2 separate regions of the Homo sapiens genome follow, and region 1 is linked to region 2. A link is an interaction called in ENCODE POLR2A ChIA-PET data of the cell type or tissue named here. Cell type or tissue: endothelial cell of umbilical vein. All regions are shown on one strand. Links, peaks and the distances in the headings refer to the core of each region. The heading gives the core; the rest is flanking DNA. Region 1 overlaps STRN (striatin). Region 2 overlaps STRN (striatin).

Evidence for each region. Peaks named below come from ENCODE experiments on the same cell type or tissue, not always from the same donor. Only the 100,000 strongest peaks of a DNase experiment are listed, where the experiment ranks them.
Region 1: POLR2A ChIA-PET joins it to region 2 with 5 read pairs; 3 of 35 experiments call an interaction of 5 or more read pairs at or near these places.

Annotation. Positions count from the first base shown.
Region 1 is chr2:36,833,824-36,839,207 of GRCh38, reverse strand. It overlaps STRN (striatin), which reads left to right. Exons shown (of 18, transcript NM_003162.4): 18 at 1-1,510. Among named protein-coding and RNA genes, the nearest start is that of STRN, 130 kb to the left of the region's middle. In endothelial cell of umbilical vein, for the core only: no CTCF peak of the experiment used is centred there; no DNase peak of the experiment used is centred there; H3K27ac peaks cover 254 bases.
Region 2 is chr2:36,928,032-36,933,415 of GRCh38, reverse strand. The region is part of intron 1 of STRN (striatin); the gene reads left to right. Among named protein-coding and RNA genes, the nearest start is that of STRN, 36 kb to the left of the region's middle. In endothelial cell of umbilical vein, for the core only: no CTCF peak of the experiment used is centred there; a DNase peak (open chromatin) is centred at 2,185; H3K27ac peaks cover 1,342 bases.

The sequences.
Region 1 (5,384 bases), core at 134-5,133, 94 kb after region 2:
TTCAGGTTAAGAAAGTGACAGAAATGAATTTAAATGCAAAAAACAATGCATAAAGATTCATAATGGCAAAACGAAGCATGTCCCATCATACCCCTTCATTCCTACCTCCCTGATATGTATCTTTCTAATTATTCATACAAATGTGTATACCCAGTTATTACATATGGGGTTTTATTCTACATATTATGCTGCACTTGCTTTTTCTAATATAATGTGTATCATGAGCACCTTACAAATTTTTAAAGGTCTCTCAAATTTATCAGTAAACATATACAGTCTAACGTTAATGAGAAGATATTTTGGTGGGCAGTTTGCTTTAAATAAATGGGATCATGTACGTTCTCTGCATCTCACATTTCTCATTTAACAATGTAGGATGAGAATTTCTCTAAGTCTATCATAGCTCTTATTTCCTTTTTATTATTACAATAAACATTCCTGTGTATATGTTTGTCACCATGATGGTTTTACGTCTGCGGAATAGATTCCCTGGAGTAGGATTGCTGCATTGAGGAGTATGTATATTTAAATTTTTAAATAAATATTGACAGATTGTTTCCCAAAGTGGCCGGAACAGTTTTTATTTCCATCAGTAAATGTATAAAAACACTTTTCCCTTAATACTCATGGCAATAACTATTGTAACATTAAAAAATACGTAGAAAAAAGAAAAAAATCCTGGTGGATGTAGTGATTTTTCAGTGTTATTTTAATTTCCATTTTCCTGACTACTATAAATGTAGACATCTTTTCAAATGTTTTGGTCATCTGGATTGCACTCAGAACTGAATTATCTATTCAAAGTTCTGTAGGTTAGAACTCCAGGGAAACTCAACTGGGCTGTCTGTTCAAGGCCCAACAAGGCTGAAATGAAAGTGTCTTCCAGGGTGGGTACTCAACTAAAGCTCTGAGGAGGAATTCGCTTCCAGCCTCATTAAAGTCAGAGGATGGAGGTCCCTGTCTCCTAGCTGACTGTCAAATCTGATCCTTTAGAGGTTGCTCCGTGGTCCTTGCACGTGGTCCCTTCCACCTTCAAAGCTTGCCAGGGTGCATCAAATTATTTTTATACTTTGACTCTACTTCTACCAGCCAGAGAAAACTGCTTTTAAAGGGCTCTTGTGACTAGTTTAAGCACACCCAGATTGTTAAGGTCAACTGATTAGTAGCTTTAATTACATCTGCCAAGTCCCTCTGCCCTGCAATGTAACATCAACCATGGAAGTAACATGAGGGGCAGAGTTCATGGGGGCCATCTTAGAATTCTGCCTACCACAAATATTCGTAGTTATACTTTTATATACATTTTTAAATTTTTCTTATTTTTGGTCCATATGTTTGTACCGTTTGTCTTTTTAGTTAACTAGTTTGTGAAAGCATTTTGTATGTTGTACAATATATGTTCAGATTTTCTTATCTTGGATGCAAACATTTTTTTCCAACTCTTGTAAGTTGTCTGTTGACCACATTCAAAAGTACTTTTTCCAAATAAAACTTTGCCTTTTGAATTTCACTTGAGTGAATTGCATATTTGCATTTTAAAATGTTTATTTTGTTATTTTATTAAAGTTTTGCCCATGTTCCACTGTGTTTTTTAAAATTTGCAGGTGCTCTTTTTATACTACATGTAAACCCTTTTTCTTACTATTTGCCAGTGTTTTTCTCCAAAACTATATTATTTTTGTTGACCATGTTTATAATACCTTTTCTCATTTAAAACTTTATATTAGGGCTTGGCAGGGTGGCTCACGCCTGTAATTTCAGCACGTTGGAAGGCTGAGGCAGGAGTATCGCTTGAGCCCAGGAGTTTGAGACTGGCATGGGCAACATAGTGAGACCTCGTTTCTACATACAATTTTTAAAATACTAGCTGAGCATGGTGGCACAACAGTTACCCTGGAGGCTGAGGTAGGAGAATGGCTTGAGCCCAGCAGGTGGAGTCCAGATCGCTCCACTGCACTCCAGCCTGGGCGACAGTGAGATCATGTCCCAAAAAAAACAAACCCGAAAAACTTTTTATTAGTAGATCTTCAAGTATACTTATATATAAAATATAGGCATTTGTGACTATAAGCTTTTGGAAGTATTCTTTATTGATTAAGAAGGTTTCCATTCCTGGGTGGCATGTATAGGCCGCTAGAATGGCTTCTACATTTTTTGTTTTTTGGTTTTGGTTTTCTACATTTATGTCTTTACTCCATTTGTGTGTGTGTGTGTGTGTGTGTGTGTGTGTGTGTGTGTGTGTGTAGAATGCAAACAGTCCAACTAAATTTCTTCCAAGTGGGTTGCCAGTGTAGCACTCTATTAAACAACCTTTTCCCAATGAATTGAAACACCAGCATTGTCATATATTAAATTTATATATTTAATGAGGTTTATTTCTCAATATGCCATGCTGTTTCACTTACAATTCTCCTTTCATATGACAATATCATATGGATTCAGTTATTGGTGGCCTTATAATATGGTCAGGAGAGCTTTTCCGCTTCCCAAGCCCCTGCCCACTGTTCTTTTTACTGCCTTTGTTGGCTATCCTCAGCATTTGAAGTTTGTAATAATTTAATCCAATTAGGAGTTAAAATTACATTAAATTTACATATTAATTTGGGGAAGTTTGACCCACAATACTGTCTTCCCATCTGAGAACAACATATCATTTTCTGTTTGGATCTTATTTATATCTTTAGTAAGATTTGAGAGTTTAAGTTCTTTGCCTTTAAAAAATTTTTAATATGTTCTTATTTTGGTCACTATTGTGACCATTTTCATTTATAAGAGCTTATTACAAATAAAGAGAGGAGCCAGGTGCATGGCTCATGCCTGTAATCCCAGCACATTGGGAGGCTGAGGTAGGAGGATTGCTTGAGCCCAGGAGTTCCAGACCAGCCTGGGCAAAATAGCAAAACCCCATCTCTTAAAAAAAAAAAAAAAAATTTAAGAAAATACATTTTAAAATACACAGAGAAAATCTGTTTTTGTATGCTTATATACAACAAACATTGTAAATGCTTACTAAATCTCATGAATTATAGCAGGTTTTCACTAGAGTCTCGAGATGTTTAGAAATACAATTGGGACATTCACAAAAATAATTTGATCTTGTCTTTTTCAATGTTTGACTGATTCTTTTTTTGAAATTTTTGTTGTCTAGAAACTCCAATGTGGTGTTGAGTTATAATGGTAAAAGTAGGCCTCCCTGTCTATTATTAACTTTAGTGGAAATGGTTTTGGTATTTAGTTATTTAGAGTATTTTACTTGTTATTTGGTAAATAATCTCTATTTTATTTAAATAGGTTCTTTCCTGTTTTTCCAGGTTTAAAGAATGGCTGCTGAATTTCATCAAATGCCTTCTTAGCATCTTTTGATGTGATCATGAGTTACTCTTCTTTAAGCTGTTGACTAACCAATTGTGTGTATGAAGTTGACATTAAAACATGCTTGCCTCCTTGAAATAAACCCTATTTGGTCATATATGTTGTTGTTTTCATATAAGTCCTTGTTTCAGTTGCTAGTCTTTTATTTGGAGCTTTAGCATGCATATTCATAGATTAGTCTTACTGTTTTATTTAAGGGTCTCTACTTTCAACTTTTCTTTATTCCTTCATTTTAAGTGTGTTTCCTGTAAGCTGCCTATTTCTAGGTCTTCCAGGAAAGAAACTGGCTGGTAGTTTCTTTCAGTGGATATATTGGGTGTTCACTGGTTTTGTTTTATTATGTTCATTATTTTACTTCATTGTTTCTTTTCGTTTTTGCTGGATTGATGAAGTCATTATTCACTTCCTGTCTTTCTCATGTTAATGTGGGATTTCTACTGTGCGTTTCTCTTTCAAAATTATCTTCATTCATAATCAGATATCTTCCTGCTACTCTATGAAAAAACAGAATCACTCTAATCTTCACTAACCCCCTACCAACCTGAAACAAAAAAATGTGATTTTTAGAATACATTCACTTCCTGTGCCTCTCCAAAATAAGTGATGCTTAAAGATGCTGTTACTTTCCCTTTCCCCATTCTTTGTCTGCGTCTTTGGTTTTGCCGTTACAATTTAATTTCTATACTTTTAGACTACTTAAATTTCCATTTCAGGGTCTTATATCAATAATGTTAGTATTTTCCTCGCATATTTCCAGATAGTCTGTCATTATTTTGATAGAGAACCAGTCACATCAGTGTTTCTTAAGCATTTTGGCATTTTAAGTGGGACAATTCTTTGTCATGTAGAACTACCTCTCATGCATTTTGTGTCATGTAGAACTGCCTCCCCTCCCCTCCCCTCCCCTGGCCTCCCCTTGCCAGATGAGGACACAGCAAGAAGGGAGCTATCTGTAAGCCATAAAGAGAGCCTCACCAGAACTCAACCATGGTGGCATCTTGATCTTGGACTTCTAGCCTTCAGACTGAAAAATAAAATTTGTTTATTTAAGTCACCCAGTCTATCATATTTTGTTATGGAAGCCCAAGCTGACTGTATACAGACAGCAAAGGAAATCTTCCCAGAGGCCCTCCAACAGACTTCCCACATATCTCATTGGCCAGAATGTTGGCCTCCTCTACGTTTAAGGGATGTTGAGAAAAAGTATCTCACTTTTCTGCCTCTATAGGAAATAACAAATTCCAGCCAACAAATTCTCTCTGCCACAACTGTCTTTAGTCCTTCATTCCTATTTTGCAATTTCCCTGTTAAAATAATTAATTGGGAGCCATTAGGCTGAGACACCTCCAGCACCTTGGGTTCTTATGTAAGCACAATGTACACAGTAAAATGAAACTTAACCAATCAGAAACTGCCAACTAACCTCTAATTAGGGACTGTCCACTTTAACCAAGCAGTTATTTTCCTCATCTTGCTTCGTTGAATACTGTATTAGTCACGGTTCTTTTAGAGGGACAGAACTAGTAAGATATATATATATATGTGTGTGTGTGTGTGTGTATACATATTATATATATATGGGAGTTTATTAAGTATTAATTCTTAAACTCACAAGGTCTCACAATAGGCCATCTGCCAGCTCAGGAGCAAGGAAAGCCAGTCCAAGTTCCAAAACTTGGAGTCTGATGTTTGAGGGCAGGAAGCATTCAGCATGGTTGAAAGATGTAGGCCGGGAAGCTAGGCCCATTTTGTCACTTCACATTTTTCTGCCTGTTTTATATTCGCTGGTGGCTGATTAGATGGTGCCCACCTGATTAAGGGTGGGTCTGCCTTTCCCTGCCCACTGACTCAAATGTTCATCTCCTTTGGCAACACCCTCTCAGACACACCCAGGATCAATATTGCATCCTTAATCCAATCAACTAGACACTCAATATTAACCATCACAAACACCTTATACCTTTTTACCTCCTCAGTGGAGTGCTGAACTGCTTGCAATCTGGTGATGCCTG
Region 2 (5,384 bases), core at 143-5,142:
TGTGTATATGTACATATACAGTTATCCTTTGATGTCTGTAGGGTATTGGTTCCGGGAACTCCCCCATCCAATACAAAAAACTGTGGATGCTCAAGTTCCAATTTTCTTATATAAGGTGGTGTAGTATTTGCATATAAACTATGCACACCCTCCCATATACTTTAAATCATCTCTAGATTATTTATAATACTTAATGTAAATGCTGTGAAAAGTTGTTATACTGTATTTTTAAAATTTTGTATTTATTGTTTATTGAATGTTTTTGATAGATGGTTGACTGAATCTGCAGGTGTAGAACTCATGGATATGAAGGGCTAACTGCATATATATGTGTGTGTGTGTGTGTGTGTGTGTGTAAATTAAAAAAAAATGGAATTTCTAGCCCTTTGAGCAAACATAAGGAACATTTATAAAGAGGTGAAAGATAGGAAGATGTGCTGAGGGAATTTAACTGACTGATTCGAGTTCTGAGGGAGCCTTTGGGATCTCAAGAAACCTACTGATGTACATTTATTTATAAGCTGCCATAAGGTGATAATGTGGGTGTAATTAATTTAGTGCTTTAAGTGAGAATTTGGGCAGTTGAGGGTTTTCTGTATACGAAAATCTATGTTTGTAATCTTACATTTAGGGATGGAGAGATTGCTTTTGAAAGAATATACCAGTATCTCCTATAGCATTTCAGAGGTAAAATGTTATCTAGAAGGATCACTTGAGCCCGGGAGTTCAAGGCTGTAGTGAACTATGATCATGCCACTGTACTCCTAACCTGGCAGCAAAGAGAGACCCTCATCTCTAAAAAACATAAAATGAAATTTATCTTTATTTTCAATATAATCCATAAGTTCACATCTTATCTTTTTTTGAAATGTGACAATAGGTAAATAAATAAAATGGTACAGTAATTTTATTTATTAGGAAAATTTCAGGAGACTGACTAGTTTGTTAAAATGTGAAACTAGGCCGGGTGCGGTGGCTCACGCGTGTAATCCCAGCATTTTGGGAGGCCGAGGCAGGCAGATCACCCGAGGTCAGGAGTTTGATACCAGCCTGGCCAACACGGTGAAACCCTGTCTCTACTAAAAATACAAAAATTAGCCAGACGCAGTGGCGGGTGCCTGTAATCCCAGCTACTCTGGAGGCTGACATAGGAGAATTGCTTGAACCCGGGAGGTGGAGGTTGCAGTGAGCCGAGATCACGCCACTGTACTCCAGCCTGGGCAACAGAGTGAGACTGTCTCAAAAAAAAAGTAAAACTAGCTGTAGAATAAATACCAGATTAGAATACAGTTTTTAGGCTTGGTGCAGTGGCTTATGCATGTATTTCCAGCACTTTGGGAGGCCAAGGTGAGAGGATTGCTTGAGGCTAGGAGTTCGAGACCAGCCTGGCAACATAGCAAGACCCTGTCTCTACCAAAAAGATTAAAATCAGCTGCATGTGGTCGTATGCGCCTATAGTCCCAGCAACTTGGGAGGCTGAGGCGGGAGAATTGATTGAGTTCAGGATTTCGAGGCTGCTGTGAGCTATGACTGCACTCCAGCCTGGGCAACAGAGCGAGACCCTGTCTCAAATAAATAAACAAATAAATGAATAAGCAAGCAAGCAAGCAGTTTTAAAGTTGAACATCAGTTCTCTACTTGACTCCAGAGTTAAATAGGCATCCAGTTGCTTTTTGTGTTTATTTTTATATTCACTGCTTTTGCCTGCAACTGTGTTTCTGGTTCTAAGTAAATATAACATATGCTACTGGTACACATATGTCTTAGGCAACATATGTTTCATTCACTGGATTGTTAGCTCTGTTTTGTTTTGTCACTACTTTAGTCCCAGTACCAATAACTGCCAGGCACAAAGTAGGTGTTTAGTTAATATTGTTAAATGAACAAATACAAATATTTGATTTTATCACTTGAATCCTCGTTTATTAGTACTGCACTATCTTTTCTTAGCTGTTTTTGTGAACATAACACAGCTTGTGTACAAGCTGGTCTTGTACCCTAACGAGATTGGAAGTACATTGTGGGTAGAAACTTGGTTTTATTTGTTTTTCCTATATTCTCCTTTACAGCAGTTTAGACTTGATGGGAAGTAGGTATTTCCCAAACATGTGATTGAACTGAAATATATTGGTAGATTTTATTTTATCAGGAGACTGCCAAAAGTATAGTCATAACTAAGGAATTTGGAAGAGAATCAAAAAGCTAGTATGTACTCGTCTGTCAGCTTGAAGGCCTGTATAAGACTCCAAACTTCTGTGGAGTAAAAAGGGTAGGGTTCTGGGGCTGGACGCGATAGCTCACACCTGTAATCTCAACACTTTGGGGAAAAAAAAGAGGTAGGGTTCTGGGACTATTCTTTGCTTCTTTCTTTTTCTTTTTTTTTTTGAGGCAATTTTGCTCTGTCATTCAGGCTGGAGTGCAGTGGCATGATCTCGACTCACCACAACCTCTACCTCTCAGGTTCAAGCAGTTCTCCTGCCTGAGCCAGAGTAGCTGGGATTACAGGCGCTTGCCACCACACCTGGCTAATTTTTTTATATTTTTAGTAGAGATGGGGGTTTTACCATGTTGGCCAGGCTGGTTAAGAACTCCTGACCTCAAGTGATCCACCCGTCTCGGCCTCCCAAAGTGCTAGGATTACAGGCCTGAGCCACTGCGCCCGGCCTCTGGGACTGTTCTTTTCCTTGCTCCTTAACAGACTGTTTCCTGCTTTTTGTTTTGTTTTGCTTTGTTTTTTGTTTTTGGCCTCCTAACTGTGTTACAAACGGTTTAAGTCAGTGGTTCTCCAAGGTTGGTCCCAGATCAGCAGCATTATCACCTGGGTACTTACTAGAAATGCAAATTCTTGGGCCCCACTCCAGACCTACTGAATGAGCAACTCTGAGGGTAGAACCTAAAAAATTGTGTTTTAACAAGTCATCTGGGTGATTCTGATGGTAAAGTTTGATGTCACCAAATGATAATGACACTTTTTTTTTTTTTTTGAGATGGAGTCTCGCTCTGTTGCCCATTCTGGAGTGCAGTGGCATGATCTTGGCTCACTGCAACTTCCACCTCCCAGGTTCAAGCAATTTTCCTGTCTCAGCCTCCTGAGTAGCTGGGACTACAGGCACACGCCACCATGCCTGGCTAATTTTTGTATTTTTAGTAGAGATGGGGTTTCATCATACTGGTCAGGCTGGTCTCGAACTCCTGACCTCAGGTGATCCACCTGCCTCGGTCTCCCAAAGTGCTGGGATTACAGGCATGAACCACCGCGCCTAGCCTGATAATGACACTGTCTTTAAGAGAGAGGGCTACAGGCAGTGATTATGTGCCAGAGAAAACTAGCAGCCTAGATTTAAGAGGATAATATAATCCAAAGCTTTTCAGAGGGAATAGATATAGTTTATAGAAGGCATTAAGACATAAAGCGATTATTGAAACTTCATTGTACACTGTAACCATATAATTGACTTTTACTTATATATTTCCTCTTTTACTTTGAAGTTTGTGTTCAAATCAAAAGATGAGAACCTTAAATTAATCAAGCTTTATAATATTTTATTTTAGATTTTTGTAAAAGTGAATGCTCTTTATATTCCATAGCAAGTAACTGAAAAGCTACTGAAAAGTGTCCAACCCAAGAATTTTGTGTATTTTTCATTTTGAATTTACTTCTCAGTGATTTCAATTTTGAATCCTAGCCCTTTTAAATTTTAGAATACAAGGTAGTTTAAAATGGCTTCAATAAGGCTGGGCGTGGTGGCTCACACCTGTAATCCCAGCGCTTAGGGAGGCTGAGGTGGGTGGATCACGAGGTCAGGAGTTTGAGAACAGCCTGACCAACATGGTAAAACCCTGTCTCTACTAAAAATACAAAAATTAGCTTGGCGTGGTGGTGTGCACCTGTAATCCCAGCTACTCAGGAGGGTGAGGTAGGAGAATTACTTCGACCCTGGGAGGCTGAAGTTGCAGTGAGCCGAAATCGCACCACTGCACTCCAGCCTGGGCGACAGAGCGAGACTCCGTCTCAAAAGAAAAAAAAAGGGGTGGGGGGGCTTTAATAAATTAAATGGTGCATTTTAAATATTTTAATTGTTTATTAGATATTATGTATGCAGATAAACCTGTTTATAGAAGATCTATATTCCTATTTACATATATCCTTTTGACAAATTAGAATTGAAAATAATACAAAAATAAATTTTCTTTTTGTCATGCAGACTTAAATAGTAAAATGTCTTCCTTCTATTATTTTTATCTTTTTTGTTTATAATGGTTAGGAAGTGAATAATTTTCTATACTGTGAAAAATACGTATAAAGTATCATGGAAGTTCAACATTCATTTTCCTTGAAGATAATTCCAAAGTTTTCTTCTCCAGAAGTATATGCTGTTATTAGGTTTAGTTGTACTGATAAATGGCAGTATGATGATTTGTAATTTTTTAAACATTTTATTCATGTCACTTTTTTTTTTTTTTTTTTGAGACGGAGTCTCACTCTGTTGCCCAGGCTGGAGTGCAGTGGCGTGGTCTCGGCTCACTGCAGCCTCTGCCTCCTGGGTTCAAGCAATTCTGTGCCTCAGCCTCCCAAGTAGCTGGGATTACAGGCACCTGCCACCACGCCCGGCTAATTTTTTTTTTTGTATTTTTAGTAGAGATGGGGTTTCACCATCTTGGTCAGGCTGGTCTTGAACTCCTGACCTCGTGATCCACCCGCCTCGGCCTCCCAAAGTGCTGGGATTACAGGAGTGAGCCACTGCGCCCTGCCTTTTTTTTTTTAAGATGGAGTCTCACTGTGTCGCCCAGGCTGGAGTGCAGTGGTGTGATCTCTGCACACTGCAACCTCCGCCTCCTGGGTTTGAGTGATTCTTCTGTCTCAGTCTTCCAAGTAGCTGGGAATACAGGTGCCTGCCACCATGCCTGGCTAATTTTTGTATGTTTAGTGGAGACAGGGTTTCACCATGTTGGCCAGGCTGGTCTCGAACTCTTGACCTCAAGTGATCCCCCCGCCTCGGCCTCCCAAAGTTCTGGGATTACAGGTGTGAGCCACTGTGTCCGACCTATTTTCCTCTTTTTCTTTTTACCTTTTTTCCTTCCCTTTTTTTCTTCCTTTTGCTGTTTTCGTCTTTTATGTCTCTCACCCTCGCCCTTCCTCAATTCAATTCAAAGAGCAATATACTGCCATATCTGGAGAATTTTTAGCTGGAATTTAATCTTTATTTTAAAAGAGTAAGAATTTATACCAATTATTATGCTTTCGACTGAGGTCGTTTTACAGAAGGAATTCGTTTTTTTTTATGTAGGAATGTGTTTTAAGACTGTTTCTAATATCTAAGTTTCCTAGAGAAAAAAAAGGTAAAAGATTGACATTATTCTCATAGTCTTTTACTCTTTTCTCA